3 separate regions of the Homo sapiens genome follow, and all the other regions are linked to region 2. The links are chromatin contacts, found by Hi-C in ENCODE. All regions are on one chromosome and are shown on one strand. The core of a region is the stretch at or near the end of the contact, and the rest is flanking DNA. Distances in the headings are between cores, read along the strand shown.

Region 1 (4,468 bases), core at 491-2,990, 570 kb after region 2:
TAATCTAGGTTTTGCCTGTAAAGAACAAAAACATGGCTTTTAAATATTGTTTGTGGAATGTGTTTATAAAGGATTGATTCTAGAACCTTTGTATATTTGATAGTGTTTCTAACTTTCATTTCTTTACCATTTGCAGTTAATGTCCAAGTTCTGCTATGCATCATTTACGTGCACGTTTCTATAATTTTTTAAGATTGTCCTGGATGTCTGGTTAAACAACAAAAAGTCTATTTAAAACTGTAGCAATAGTTTGAACTTGTAGCAAAGAGGAAAATTGTGGGGTTAAACTTCGTATTTTCTTTCTTATAGAAGCTTCTAAAAAGGTACTTTTATGTATTCTTTTTAGGAAATATTGTGTACAGCTTTTAAAACATCAATGTTTGGATCAAAACAAGACCCAGCTTATTTTCTGCTTGCTGTAAAATAAGCAAACGTGCTATAATGAAAACAAAATGAAGGAAATAATGGTTAACTGGAAAGAAAGAAAAAAAAAAAAAAGAAAGGCAAATTCTCTGTTCCATTCCAGGCCCAATGGATCAGAAACTTTGTGGGTGGGCCTGAGATCCACTTGGCTGGATCAGGGGTCCCTGAGTTTTTGTATTGCCTGCCCTGACCACAGGACAAAAAGTTGTTCATGTACCCAAACATTCTGATTATTTAATTTTATAAATTACTTCTGCATACTTCCGTGTGACATTGCACTATCATGCTATTATTTTTTAACATCCAAAAAAGAAGAGTAAAAAGGATGAGATAAAGGTGAAATTAAAAATATTTTAAATGTCTTATTACCCTCTCTTGGCACAATACGCACTTCAGACAACATCCAACCAGAATGATTATGGATGTAAAGCCGTATTTCAAATAGTCTTCTGGATGATTGCAATTTCAGCCAACTCTTCAAGGTCTGAGGAAAGTGCTGCTGTTTTCATTTCATAACGTGGCTGGGGGCAGAGGAGGGAGGGTCAGCTCTGCCATGTGGGGGCTGCGTGGTATGATTTCATATTAGTGTTATCTTCAGTCCAAGATTTCTTTTCAACATTGTTTTAAAGCCACTTATCCTTTTTGGGAGCCTTAGTTGACTTAAAAATAGATAATAGAATATCTAAATTCCCTTTGGTGGGCACTATGTAAGTTGCAATTTGATGAAATCCCCGCTCTTCCTCCCACAAAGTACTCCTCCTACACAGCCGTCTAAGGCACGTGAGTCCCTCAACGTTCAAAATTACTAACATTGCACAGCTTTTTCTTTCATGTTGGAAGCAAAATGTTAATCTGAGTAGATGCACTATTATTTTTCTTTCCTTAAGCCCTCTGGGATGTATGTACTCCACTTTGGAGACCCCTGCTCCAGACTGAACACATCACCCCTCCACTTCCCTTGAAAGCCCTGTGGAGTCCCTCAAGAGATTTCATCAATCCAGAGGCTCAGCCAACAGCTGCACAGTTTGCCTAAGGAAGGCTCAGTCCAGGGGGCTCGCAGGAGACCACATATCCCCCTTTCCTCCGTGACTAGTCCACCCTGAGTTTCTGTTACCACTCAAGAGGCTCAGACACAGGAGTGTGGAGTCTCGCCCGCAGCCAGCATGGCAGGGGCAGCTGCTAGACAGCCCCAGGCAGGCGGCACTGGGCCCTGACCCCACATGCCAGGCCCTATCCAGCGGCTACCACAGGCAGTGGGCCAAGGGGCTTTCCCTGTGGGCAGCCCCAGCTGGCGGGCGAAGGCTGGGGGAATACGAGGTAGGGGCAGCTGCGACACCAGCTTCTTGTGGCATTTCTGAAATCTCATTTCCTGCCATAATTCTGAAGCAGGTGTTTCTGTTTTTTAGAGCGTCTTCAGTTGCTATTCTGGTCGTGTGAGTCGCTAGTTTTTTCCAAAGACTGAACTGCTATTTTTTCCTCTGGTGGAGGCATGGTGAGCAGCTGGTCCCCCCACCAGGATCAGTTGGGTAGCAGGCCAGCCCCCCTCGGCCAGCCCTGGCCTGGGGGCATGGGGACCCTTCACAGACTGAGTTGAGGAGCCACAGGGGAGCAGGGAGTACCGTCCGCTGAGCGGCCACCCAGCACTTTGTGTTTCAGTTCGCACTGAGCATGTAGTGTGCACCTGCCTTGCCCAGGAGAAGCAAAACAAAAACAAGCCAGGTCCCCAGCGCCTGTCTGGGGGACCTCAGCCCCACAGGGCATTGGGAGTGGCTGGAGTCAAACCCAGGCCTAGGGAGAGGCAGGTAAAGAGCTTCTTAAGTGAAATACCAGGGTCTCAAATCCAAGAATTTTAGATCTGGAGTTTCCAAACACCCTGAGACTCATACCAGACACATTCAGTAGGTCCTCTCTACAAGACTTTTAGTTTTCATTTGAATTAAAGTCTTAAAAATTAATGTAAACACATCTGACATCAGATGATCATCTCACAACTCTCACAACTAAGTATGTCTAGAGATCTCAGAGCCAAATAGTAGTAATTTTATAGGACGGAGCAGAGGATTTCATTTGTAAACGCCACAATAGTGTTCTGTATAGTGAAATGTTGCAATTTTTCCAATAGAGGCAAGATTTGGAAGAGCCCCATCATCAGACCACACAGCCTGGGTATCACTGAGTGCAGCATTCATGGTGTTTGAGTTCAGAAAAACAACATAGCAAGTCACATTAATGTGCTAACAAGTTCGGGTGGTTTTTCAGGAACTTTTGGTGTTTTCTTTGTACACTGATTTTGGTTTTAGAATTACTTAAGAGCCATTAAAATATATAGAAGTTAAATAATTTTATGGCTGGGTGCGGTGGCTCACACCTGTAATCCCAGCACTTTGGGAGGCCAAGGCGGGCGGATCACGAGGTCAGGAAATCGAGACCATCCTGGCTAATACGGTGAAACACCGTCTCTACTAAAAATATAAACAATTAGCCAGGCATTGGGGTGCATGCCTGTAATCCCAGCTACTGGGGAGGCTGAGGCAGGAGAATGGCGTGAACCCAGGAGGCGCAGTTTGCGGTGAGCCGAGATCGCGCCACTGCACTCCAGCCTGGGCGACAAAGCAAGACACCTTCTCAAAAAATAAAAATAAAAAATTATGTTCGTACTTATTTAAGTAATATGATAAACAAAATAATTTCAGTCATCCCTAGGGAATCATACGATTTCTGGTTTCCTTTGTGTAACAGAGGTTTGTACCTGACTCCGATGTAAAAACCATTACTCTCATGTTTGAATCAGATAGCTAGAATTATCTACAACAAAGGCTCATGCTGGAAGAATTAAAGCGAGGTCTTTCAGGGCTTAGGACTAGCAAAGATAGGGGGCCCTAGGGAAGCCTGTTGTCCCTAGCGTGTTTACTGGGAGCTGAGGTTAAGCAGACGCGGAAGAGGTAAAAAAAAAAAAAATAAAAAATAAGAGGCGAGGCTAACATCTAGGGAAGAAACAGCAAGCCTGTCTGCGGGGGCCACCAGAGGGCATGTTCACTACCAGCAACACACACACGCGCGCACACACACACCCACACACGCCCACACAGCCCCGGAGGCCACGGGAGACAGGTGAGGCCATCGCCCTGGGAGTGACAAAGTGACTCCTCACCTGCTCCACTGCCTTGGGGGCAGGGGAGTGTATGACACTTCAAGCGCTCACTGACTGTTCCTTGCCAGTGGATTGGGGGGTCCCAGTGATTAGGTCTGGGCTGTCATGGTCAGGAGGGCCACAGCTTTCCTCAGGTTGTTCCTCAGACATCTCAGAAACCACACTGACCACAGGAGCAAAACAAGAAGCACAGCTGTGCAAGAGGTATACAGCCAGAAGTGGCCAAATTTATGCCAGCCAATAAAGAAGCCCATAATGCGGCAAGGCTCTAGTCCTGCCACCCGCGGTGTGGGGACACGACGAAGGAGCAAGTCCAATCAACAGTCCTCCGCGTCCCTCCAGCAGTTGAGTCAGGAAGTCAGGTGCCAGGTCCTCTCGGGACAGAAACTCCAGAGATCTGGGTTTTCTGCCCTCTGAGACTGGACCTGCGAGAATCTTCTTATTTGGAAGGAGGTGGTTGGTAAAGGAAGACAAAATAAGGCTGGAAACAGACCCAGACACATTTAGAAACAAACGGAGCAAATGAAGCACTGGGGAGAGTCACTTTCTGAAAGCCAGACACCTCAGGACCATGTGGGTGGGGTGTTTCCAGGGAGGACGGAAACTTTCACCATCACCTTCCTGTCAACTGAGTGTCTGACCCCACCCCAAGTGTACTTGTGTGCTAGGACCGCCGTAATAAAATACCACACTGGGCAGTGTCAACAACAGACATTCATTTTCTCACAGTTCTAGAGGCTGGAAGTCCAAAATGGAGGTGTTGCAGGGCTGGTTTCTCTTGCTGCTCCTCTCCTCAGCTCGCAGCTGGCCGCCTTCTGCAGTGCCTTCACATGGTGCCCACCTTCTGCAGTGCCCAGCTTCTGCAGTGCCTGCCTTCTGCAGTGCCCACCTTCT
Region 2 (4,503 bases), core at 1,822-4,321:
ATTGGGTAAAGGGGTACATTGTGATATTAACTGAAACAAGGACAGCAGAAGAAGTAACAAGTTTGCAGAAATACCGTATGAAAAAGCCCAGTGTTAAACCTCTAAACTCAGCAAGTGCAAAGACCTGGATTGTTTCTGTTTCAGCTCCTACTTTGATTTGTAATCTAGTAATTTCTTTACTCCAGATCAAGAAGAGCAAATAGAACAATGAATATGAAAGTGCTTGGAGAAAAATATATGAGAACATATGCAAATAAGAACCCTCATTACCATTTATTCAAAGTAAATTTATTATGTCCTGATCCCAGGATCCTAGGAGCCTGTGCCAAAGTGTTCCTGCATCCAGCCTTCTCTCTTCCAGACCAGCAGCTGGGACAGAGAAAATAGAGGGTCAGAATTATGAGGTAGTCATCTTTCTTTTTTATCTAGAAAAGCTTTAGAAAAATATTTATGAGGACCAGACTGAAGACAACAAATCAGAATTTGCTTTCTGTGGCAGAGACAGGCTCCAGGCAGGACACAGAAGGGCAAGCAGGAAGCCAGAGAAAGGCTTCAAAATAAGGTTCCCCTCTTTTGAGTCAGGATGTAAGATGGACTCATCTGGAACACAGGTGTAGGCTGAGGGTTGAACCAAAGCACACTACCAAAAGCAAGGCAGGAAAAGCAAAGAGGAAGTAGGAACTCAGATGGAATAGACTTAGGTGATTAAACCATAAAACCACAAATAGAACACAGGCTAAGATGGCTAGTAAACTCACAGAAGTAGTAGGTAGCAAGCTGCTCTGCTGAGATCAGAGGCAGCATTCAGATGGATCAGTACCCAAAAAAGTAGCTCCCACGGCTCATGTCTCTCTTTAGCAGAGGGCTGTGGGATTCTCTGAGAAACTCAATTCAGTTCTAATGAGAACAGTCATGAGAGGGGGCCTGTTTCCAGTGGGACAGAGGCTTTCCCTTTGGTTCAGGAATTTCATTGAATATAACCAGTCACCTTTGACTGGGTGGACTCTCTGGGTCACTAAAGTCATAGCTGCTGAATTTATTTCCCAACATTGGGCCAGAAGTCCTAGCCCTGGGGTTTTTATTATCAAGACTCTGATGTTAATGAAGGTAATGACACCAGGCAGAGGTTACAGCCCTAGCATATTGCTTGTACATGCAGGAGCTCACTACAGGATTGGTGCCCTGAAAAAAATTAAAGCAAAGGTCTTTCCCAATTTCTTGGGGAGACTAGGATAAATATTATTAATATACTACCCCTAAATCAAATATATCATATTTTAATGATTGAGACGATATAATCAAATTCAACCAATTTCAAGAATTTATCGACTAAATCCAGTCTCTATAGGAACCAGCCATGCAACCCTGACCCCCAAAAAGACACTTCCCCTCCCTGGGTCTCCGGCACAGGTGTTAGTGAAATGAAGAAATAATGTCACAGCATCCCTGAGTGTCCTTCTAGTTTGTTTAAGGAATATACATAAAGCCAGCAGGATTTGAAATGAAAGCAATTATGCTTTGTGCCTTTATTCAACCTTTATTCAACACACATGGTCGTGTGTTGAAAGAGATATTAAATCTCACAGGGGAATTATAGAGATAAGAGCCAGCATTTGTGTGGCAGGGAAAGAATCCTATCTAAAAAGATACCTCCTCCTCCAACATTGGCCCATATGCAGTTCCTTGAAAGATACCTCCCGCAGCACATCTGCTGCCCCAACAGCCAGAATTCTGTGCCAGAGCCCACAGCATGAGCAGTGCAATTTCTCACTTCCCCAGAGTCTTCTCAGAAAAGAAATAGAGAACACAAGGGAAATGACCAAAGCCAAGTGAGTGGTGATTTCTCTGTCTGCCAAGTTGCTAAGACATGTCAGCTCTACTAGCTCTTGATCAGGGTGGGTGCCAACAAGTCTGAAAAAGCCTAGTACTACCAGGCAATCACGCTTCCCACTGAGTCCTGTCCTAGAGGATGAGATTGACCTTAGTGGCCTGTAACGCTGCAGACACAGGGAAAAGTTACTTGGAACAAGAAAGAAAAAAAATGTAACACTCGTACTTTATGTGTTTTCAGTTAACAATATGGCTGTGGAAGAAAAAAATAAATGAGCAAAATTTATAAAAAAAAGTATAAGTACTTTCCAGGAACTATAGAAGTACTTGGTTCTTTCCAAAGTATTGTCCAATACGGTAGCTGCTGGGCCCTTGTAACTATTTACATTTATATTAATTAAAATTAAACACAATTAAATCTTGAGTTTCTCAGTCACATGATCCACATTTCAAGTGCTCAATCGTCACACGTGACCACTGGCTACATATAGACAGCTACAGATACAGAACATCTGCATCATCGCAGAAAATTTTATGGGATAGAGCTGCTCTAAAAAGCTGAGTAGGCTGGGCGTGGTGGCTCATGCCTGTAATCCCAGCACTTTGGGAGGGCGGGGCTGGTGGATCACTTGAGGTCAGGAGTTCGAGACCAGCCTGGTCAATATGGTGAAACCCCGTCTCTACTAAAAATACAAAAATTAGTTGGGCATGGTGGTGGGCGCCTGTTAGTCCCAGCTACTCAGGAGGCCGAGGCAGAAGAATTGCTTGAATCTGGGAGGCAGAGGTTGCGGTGAGACGAGATTACACCACTGCACTTCAGCCTAGGGAGACAGAGCAAGACTCCGTCTCAAAAGATAAAAAATAAAATAAAAAGCTGAGTATATCAAAGAAAGTGGAAAACAAACCAGCATAACATCAATGAGGTTGCCTCCCATATCACTACTTGTTTAGAAGAAAATGTTAATTATTTCTATTTGTTGGCAAATCCTCTACCTGTTTCCTGTAGCTTTGGCACTTTACCTCACAGCTTCCGCTTAGCTGTTAGTCAAAGTCACAGCATTAAAACAAAAGAGTAGCACTTCCTTCAAGTTGGGAAGTGTCTGGACTCCCGCTAGTCTTTCAGAAAATACTACCCAGGCAGCTCCTCAAGCTGGGCCCTCACTTCCATCTCCTTTCTGTGAGCAAATCGAGTCATCTGCCCTCACGGCCTCTACTCCCACTGTGTAATTAACTCCCTTGGGTTTTCACTGAATGAGTGACTCAGCAAAATGACTTTTTAAATGAACGTTCACATTTAGCAATTCTGCCCACATACAAACTGGGACTGGAACTGACTTTTTAAGTAAACATACTGAGACTTTGATAACTAAATTAGTGGGTTTTGTTCCAAATAGTCACCCTAGCAGGTAACATCCTGCTTCCAATCATACAGATGTGTCTCAGATCACTGCTGGAACATTTCTTAGGGAATTGGCTTCAAGGCACATGTAAGTGTAAAGTGACAAAACGTTCTTTAATAAGGGATGTGGATGTCTTCTCGCGCTCTCCTCTTTAGAGTGTCTCTGAAAACTAAGAGGCCACAGAACTTTTGATTTTACAAAGCAGGTCACAAGCCTTCTGACCCTTGGAACTATAAATACATGCCTCCAAAATTAACACGGGAGGCATATAGGGACAATCACAAGGTGCATATTCATTTGTCTGTCAAACAGATGAGACATTTTAATTGTCTTTTTTTCTACTTTACTGTATAAATTTATGTGCGATTCTGTCCAGACTTTATAGTCACTTCCATGCTGCTGGATGTGTGTGTAAATCTGATAATGCTCACCAGGTAATAAATGGTTTCTCCCTCTTCTCTATGTTTCAGAAGGGTCTTGTGTTGGCAGAATTATATTTCCCCAACAACTGAAACACATGCATTTAAATATTTTAAACCTGTATGTTCACAGGCAAATTTGATTCTTGGAACCCCTTTCAAAAGTCACCTGGAATTTGAGTAGTGGTATGAATGATCATTTAAGATTATAGAGTTTGGGATAAAAAATGAAGCAGGTTTTTCTTTTGGTTTTTTAATATGACTCACAGGTTAATTTCCAGGAATACTTCTTTGAAGGGGATGAAAACTTGGGTTCATTTAAAAAAAAAGTCCTATTACTTTATAATTCTACCAAGTATATAATACATATAATATATTCAAAACACCTAAACAGATTTTTATACTCTCAGTAAATGATTTTTTCCCTTATTTTTATACATGTCCTTAAAATAAATGGACTTCATTAAAGATACCAGATATCCCAGCAATAATTTACAGATATTGGATTTAAAGAGCACATAGTAAAATTCAGTTGAGTCAAAAGAGTAGAAAAAGCTAATTTTGTATCATTTTCCCCATATTCTGAGGACCTATCATTGGCTGTATACAGAACGTAAAATCAAATACAATATTTTCCCAATATTCACAATCTATTTGATTAACTCCCCAGATGCAAACATAAAGAGAGGAGAAAGAAGCCTCAGGAAAGAGATTTTGACAAGACTGAACATGGCCAGCACCATCTCTTTCTGGGAACAGGCATGAAGGATTAGTTGGTGCCATCTCTCCAGCCCTCTGAGGTGGATGGCACACTGTTGAGGTGCCGGGTGATCACATGAGCTACCGGTTGGATA
Region 3 (4,186 bases), core at 565-3,064, 910 kb after region 2:
GATATCAATTCCAGTTCTGGCCCTGATGTTCTTTGTAGTTTTAAGTCAAACAGGAAAATTTATCTGCATATTAGTTCTCCTATTTAACAGTAGAGAAGATACTATTTCTCTGTCAAATATCTTAAAACATGAATACAAAGAAACTTTAGACACAAGGGGTTATTAATAGTTTGTTGTGTTTCTGTTCATGGGGAGGAGGGGATGTAAATTTCAGTTCTGATTCACAAAGGAGATTTTGCAGAGAATCTTTACAATCATACTTTGGGCTTCCTTTCTCCAGTCTCCTCTGTTCTTCGGATAATCTTATTACCTTTTTGGTCATTCTAAGCACTACATGGATTAGTTCAGTATATAGATTATGGCCGTATAAACCTCATTCTCGCTCTTGGCAGATAACCTAACTCTGGTTTTACTGAAAAGATTAAAGCTAATTTGGAAGAATTGAACTCGCCCATTCCTCTCAGTTTTGTGTTGATGTATCTTCATCTCTGTGGCTGCCTCCCAGTTGCAGGCAGAGGCAGCCATCTTTCTTCCTCCTCCAGAGCTAACCCTTTCCCTCGTGCCCTTGATGCCCCCTCCACCTCTTCCTATTACCACTACTTGGCACCAGCCACATATTAGGGCTCCCTTGCAACCACTTTCAAACAAGGCCAGGCTTTATTCCATTTCAAAAAGCACACAAGAAAACCAAAATGCTTTTGCCTGACCTTGCTGTCTCTTCTAGTCTATTTATTGCTTTCCTTTTGCAGCAAGACATCTCAATTTCCTCTTTCCTCATAGCCCCTTAGTTTTGCAGTCTAGCTTCCTTTCTCTGTCACTCTATTGAAATTGTGTCCTCAAATGTCACAGTGGTTCCCTTGTAACTTAATCTGAAGAGGGTGGTGTTTTAGCCTCATTCTTCTTATTTTCTCAGCAGCATCGATTTTCTTTCTGCCTTTTTCTTTCATCTTCCACTCTGACATAGTTCTCTGGTTTATATTTTTCTGTTTATCTCCTGGGTTTTCTAGACCAGTCCAGTGCATAGCATCATGGCTGAGTCCAAGCTCTTACATTAGCCTGCCTGTAGCTGAATTTTAACTGCCACAAATTAACTGCATGACCTTTGTCAAGGTAATCTCCCTGTGCCTCAGTTTCTCCAGCCTTAAAATGGAGACTATAGTAGGAGTATTAACCTTTGGTTTGATGTAACAATTGAATGAGATAGTCTATGTAATATTTATCACAACATTTGGCACACAGAAGTTTTAATTGAATGTTATCTATTAGCATAACAATAAGTGCCTCTGTCTTTGAAAATATAACTGTTCTTTTTTCCTTTCAGGACATATTTTCTCCCTTTATGACCCAATGCAGAGCGAGACGATAACTAATTATTGTTAAATAGATTTATGCACGTGTTTGGAGAGTCAGGGAAGGAGGGCTGATGAGAGAGAGAGGCTCCTAAATTCTGCAGGTGCTGTAATTCCCCGGTTTTAATTTTGCTTTGCTTTTTACCAATAAATCATTTTGAGAGCTTAAATCGCTCCTTTCGGGACATACGGTGTTTCTTGAGCAGGAAGGGACGTCAACGGTTAAAGCTCTTGTTGTTGGTGCAACAATCAGCCACGATGAGGCTGCTTGGCATGGAACACAGTGTCCCATCCTTAGATTAAATGCGCTCTAACAGGATTATGTAAGGAAGGAGGCAGCCACGGCGGCGGCTTTGTGCAGGGGTCGCCTGGAACCCGTCCATTGAGTCATGCCGCCATCTCGCGGCCGCATGGGGAACGGGCCTTGGCAGGGAGGTTTTGTTTGGTGCAGAGGAAAGGTCCCCAGAATTGCCATCTGCAGAATTTCTGCAGAAAGTGTCGACCAGGCTGGCATGAGGGAAGAAGGAGGGGAAATCACAGCAAGGAGAAGGAAAAACACCTCAGCATGGCGTGGGGAAGCAAAGGTAGCAAGTCATGCTTGTGCCACCCTACAATATTCTTGTCGGTTTCATTCCAGAACAATTCCCTCCCCTGCCCAAATACTCTATAAACTTTGACTTTCCCCTCTTATTTGATTCTCACTTTCCAACACTCTGTGCCGACCCGTTATCCTGGACAGACCCTGCGTCACCTCCTAATTTCCCTTCTTGTATGTTAGGAATTCAGGGCTGGGAAAATTTAGCCGAGTCATCACATTTGGCTACTACCCGGGAAAGCAGCCCTCCCGAGTCAGGAACGGGCTCCGGTTCATCACGTGGCAGCCGCCTGCAGGAGCCGCAGGTAAGGGACACTGTTGGCCGGGGCAGCCAGATGCAGCGGGAGGCGTCCTGGCTGCACTTGGGTTCCCAAAACCTTTCTGGAATGTCACTCTGGTCACCAGTATGGGAGCTCGACCTCTAGGGGGTAGGATTTGGTAATGTTCTCTTTGTAAAACTGAAGTGGGCAATGTTGACCAGGAAGCTGATTTTGTTTGCTTTTCACAAACTATGTTAATCGATCAATAGTTGGGTTATAGATCATTCTATTGTCAGCAATATAATAGAATGGCAGGGACTCAGGGAAGATATTGACACTTTAAACTGAAATGTCTATGCGGTCTGTCTTCCCTCGTTCAGCTCACAGGACATTGCCTGGGAGCTGAACCTAGGCTTATAGCACAGTGACTGAAAGGATATCTTTCAGAGTCCTAAAATCTGCTCTGCCAGTATTTGACTTTGAGTTAATTGTTCAACATTACTTTAAGCCCAGTTTCTTCTTTTCTAAAATGAAGACGATTTTTTTAATATTAATTTTTTTTTTCATTTTTTTGAGACAGGGTCTTGTTGTGTTGCCCAAGCTGGGGTGCGGTGGCCCGATCTCGGCTCACTGCAACCTCTGTCTCCTGGGTTCAAGTGATTCTTCTGCCTCAGCCTCCTGAGTAGCTGGGACTACAGGTGTGCACCACCATGTCTGGCTAATTTTTGTATTTTTAGTAGAGGCGGGGTTTCACCATGTTGCTCAGGCTGGTCTTGATCTCCTGACCTCAAGCAATCTGCCTGCCTCAGCCTCCCAAAATGCTGGGATTTATAGGCATGAGCCACCACACGCAGCCTACTATTGTCATTTATAAGTTCAGTGTTGGAAGGATTTTTAAGCAATCTAACAGTTTCTTCTGCTCATTTTACAGATGAGATAAAATCAAAGTGTTTTATAATTTTGGCCTTCATAATATACCTTTTGGCTTCAATAAATAAAAGGATTATTGACCAAAAATCTAATATTTTGAGTCAGAATCATTCAAGTTTGCAAAAGCAGATGGGAGTCAGTGTAAAGCATAAAACAGTCTTCTAAGTTACCCCAAATCCATGTATCTTCAGTAAGATCAGGTAGAGCACAACCTGGCAATGAACACAAGCCCCAGCCGGGGTCTTGGGGTTCGTGAAAACCAAGGGGTCTGCACATAGCTCACTCAGGGGTATGTTCCAGAGGAAGAAGAATTCGTTGAAGAACGTGTGCAGAGATGAGTAAAACTATAAGCAGAGCTGTGTCTTTGGCTTCCAAATGGCCAGGTGACCTCCTGGTCTTGGTCATACAAGGCTAGGCATATGTGGTGACCATAGAAACCCACCAGAAAATGTAATTCTCCTAGGAAAGAATGCCTGTCTTACGGGTGAGAGGGCTTGGAGAAGGAGTTAGAACATCCTAAGAAATCTTGGAATCTGTATACTACGTTCATTCACAGTGTGTTTAAAACGATCCTCTCTGAGATCCTGTGTTGCAACAGATGAGAATGATCCTTTTGTTTTTGTTGGATTGGGTGTAAAGGACTTCATGTTTTAGAAAGGAGGGAGGCACTGCAGGCAGGAAGGAGGGCATGGGGCGGGGGGTGGGAGTTCTTTAAGAAGCTGCAAGTACAAGAAACACAAGGCTCCAGCGAGGGGCCTTGTGACCTTGATTTAACTCCTAATTTGTTTTATTTTTTAATGAAACTTTTAACTGAAGAATAGCATCCTAGAAAAGTTGCATAAATCATAGACAAACAGCTGCTGTGATTTTAATTTTATTTTTAAAGTGAAATTCAAAGTGCTTCACAAACATATGGTATCAATCTCTTGTTCTCTGCAAAGACACTGACCTCTTTCTCTTTCTCATCCCTCGGCCCCAGCTCCCTCCCTGACTTCCATGGTTTCTGCTACTGCATGGGCTCGGATTAGCTTTATTTAATTTCCAGGATAGAG

What was found. Hi-C counts contacts between places; a loop is a spot of excess contacts on that map. Pooled maps may share reads with other maps.
Region 1: a map with no recorded cell type shows a loop between it and region 2 (9-fold over the local background). The contact joins two enhancer-like sites. A Hi-C loop is called at or near these places in 1 of 168 maps with a recorded cell type or tissue (GM12878), 8 of 37 single-sample maps with no recorded cell type and 3 of 50 pooled maps.
Region 3: a map of CD4-positive, alpha-beta memory T cell shows a loop between it and region 2 (16-fold over the local background). The contact joins the promoter of MRO here to the enhancer-like site in region 2. A Hi-C loop is called at or near these places in 2 of 168 maps with a recorded cell type or tissue (CD4-positive, alpha-beta memory T cell and naive thymus-derived CD4-positive, alpha-beta T cell) and 5 of 50 pooled maps.

What each region holds. Positions count from the first base shown.
Region 1 is chr18:51,151,368-51,155,835 of GRCh38, reverse strand. No RefSeq gene overlaps it. Among named protein-coding and RNA genes, the nearest start is that of MEX3C, 44 kb to the left of the region's middle. RefSeq lists enhancers at 1,501-1,630, 3,815-3,864, 3,875-4,034. Within about 2 kb of position 1,740, at least 9 of the 41 ENCODE cell types and tissues checked have a DNase peak (open chromatin) inside an H3K27ac peak, as active enhancers do; they include GM12878, where a contact is called at or near this core.
Region 2 is chr18:51,724,084-51,728,586 of GRCh38, reverse strand. No RefSeq gene overlaps it. Among named protein-coding and RNA genes, the nearest start is that of LINC01630, 330 kb to the right of the region's middle. Within about 2 kb of position 3,071, at least 2 of the 41 ENCODE cell types and tissues checked have a DNase peak (open chromatin) inside an H3K27ac peak, as active enhancers do; they include GM12878, where a contact is called at or near this core.
Region 3 is chr18:50,817,644-50,821,829 of GRCh38, reverse strand. It overlaps MRO (maestro), which reads left to right and starts at 1,814. Exons shown (of 8, transcript NM_031939.6): 1 at 1,814-1,933; 2 at 2,128-2,249. RefSeq lists enhancers at 1,610-1,659, 1,496-2,129.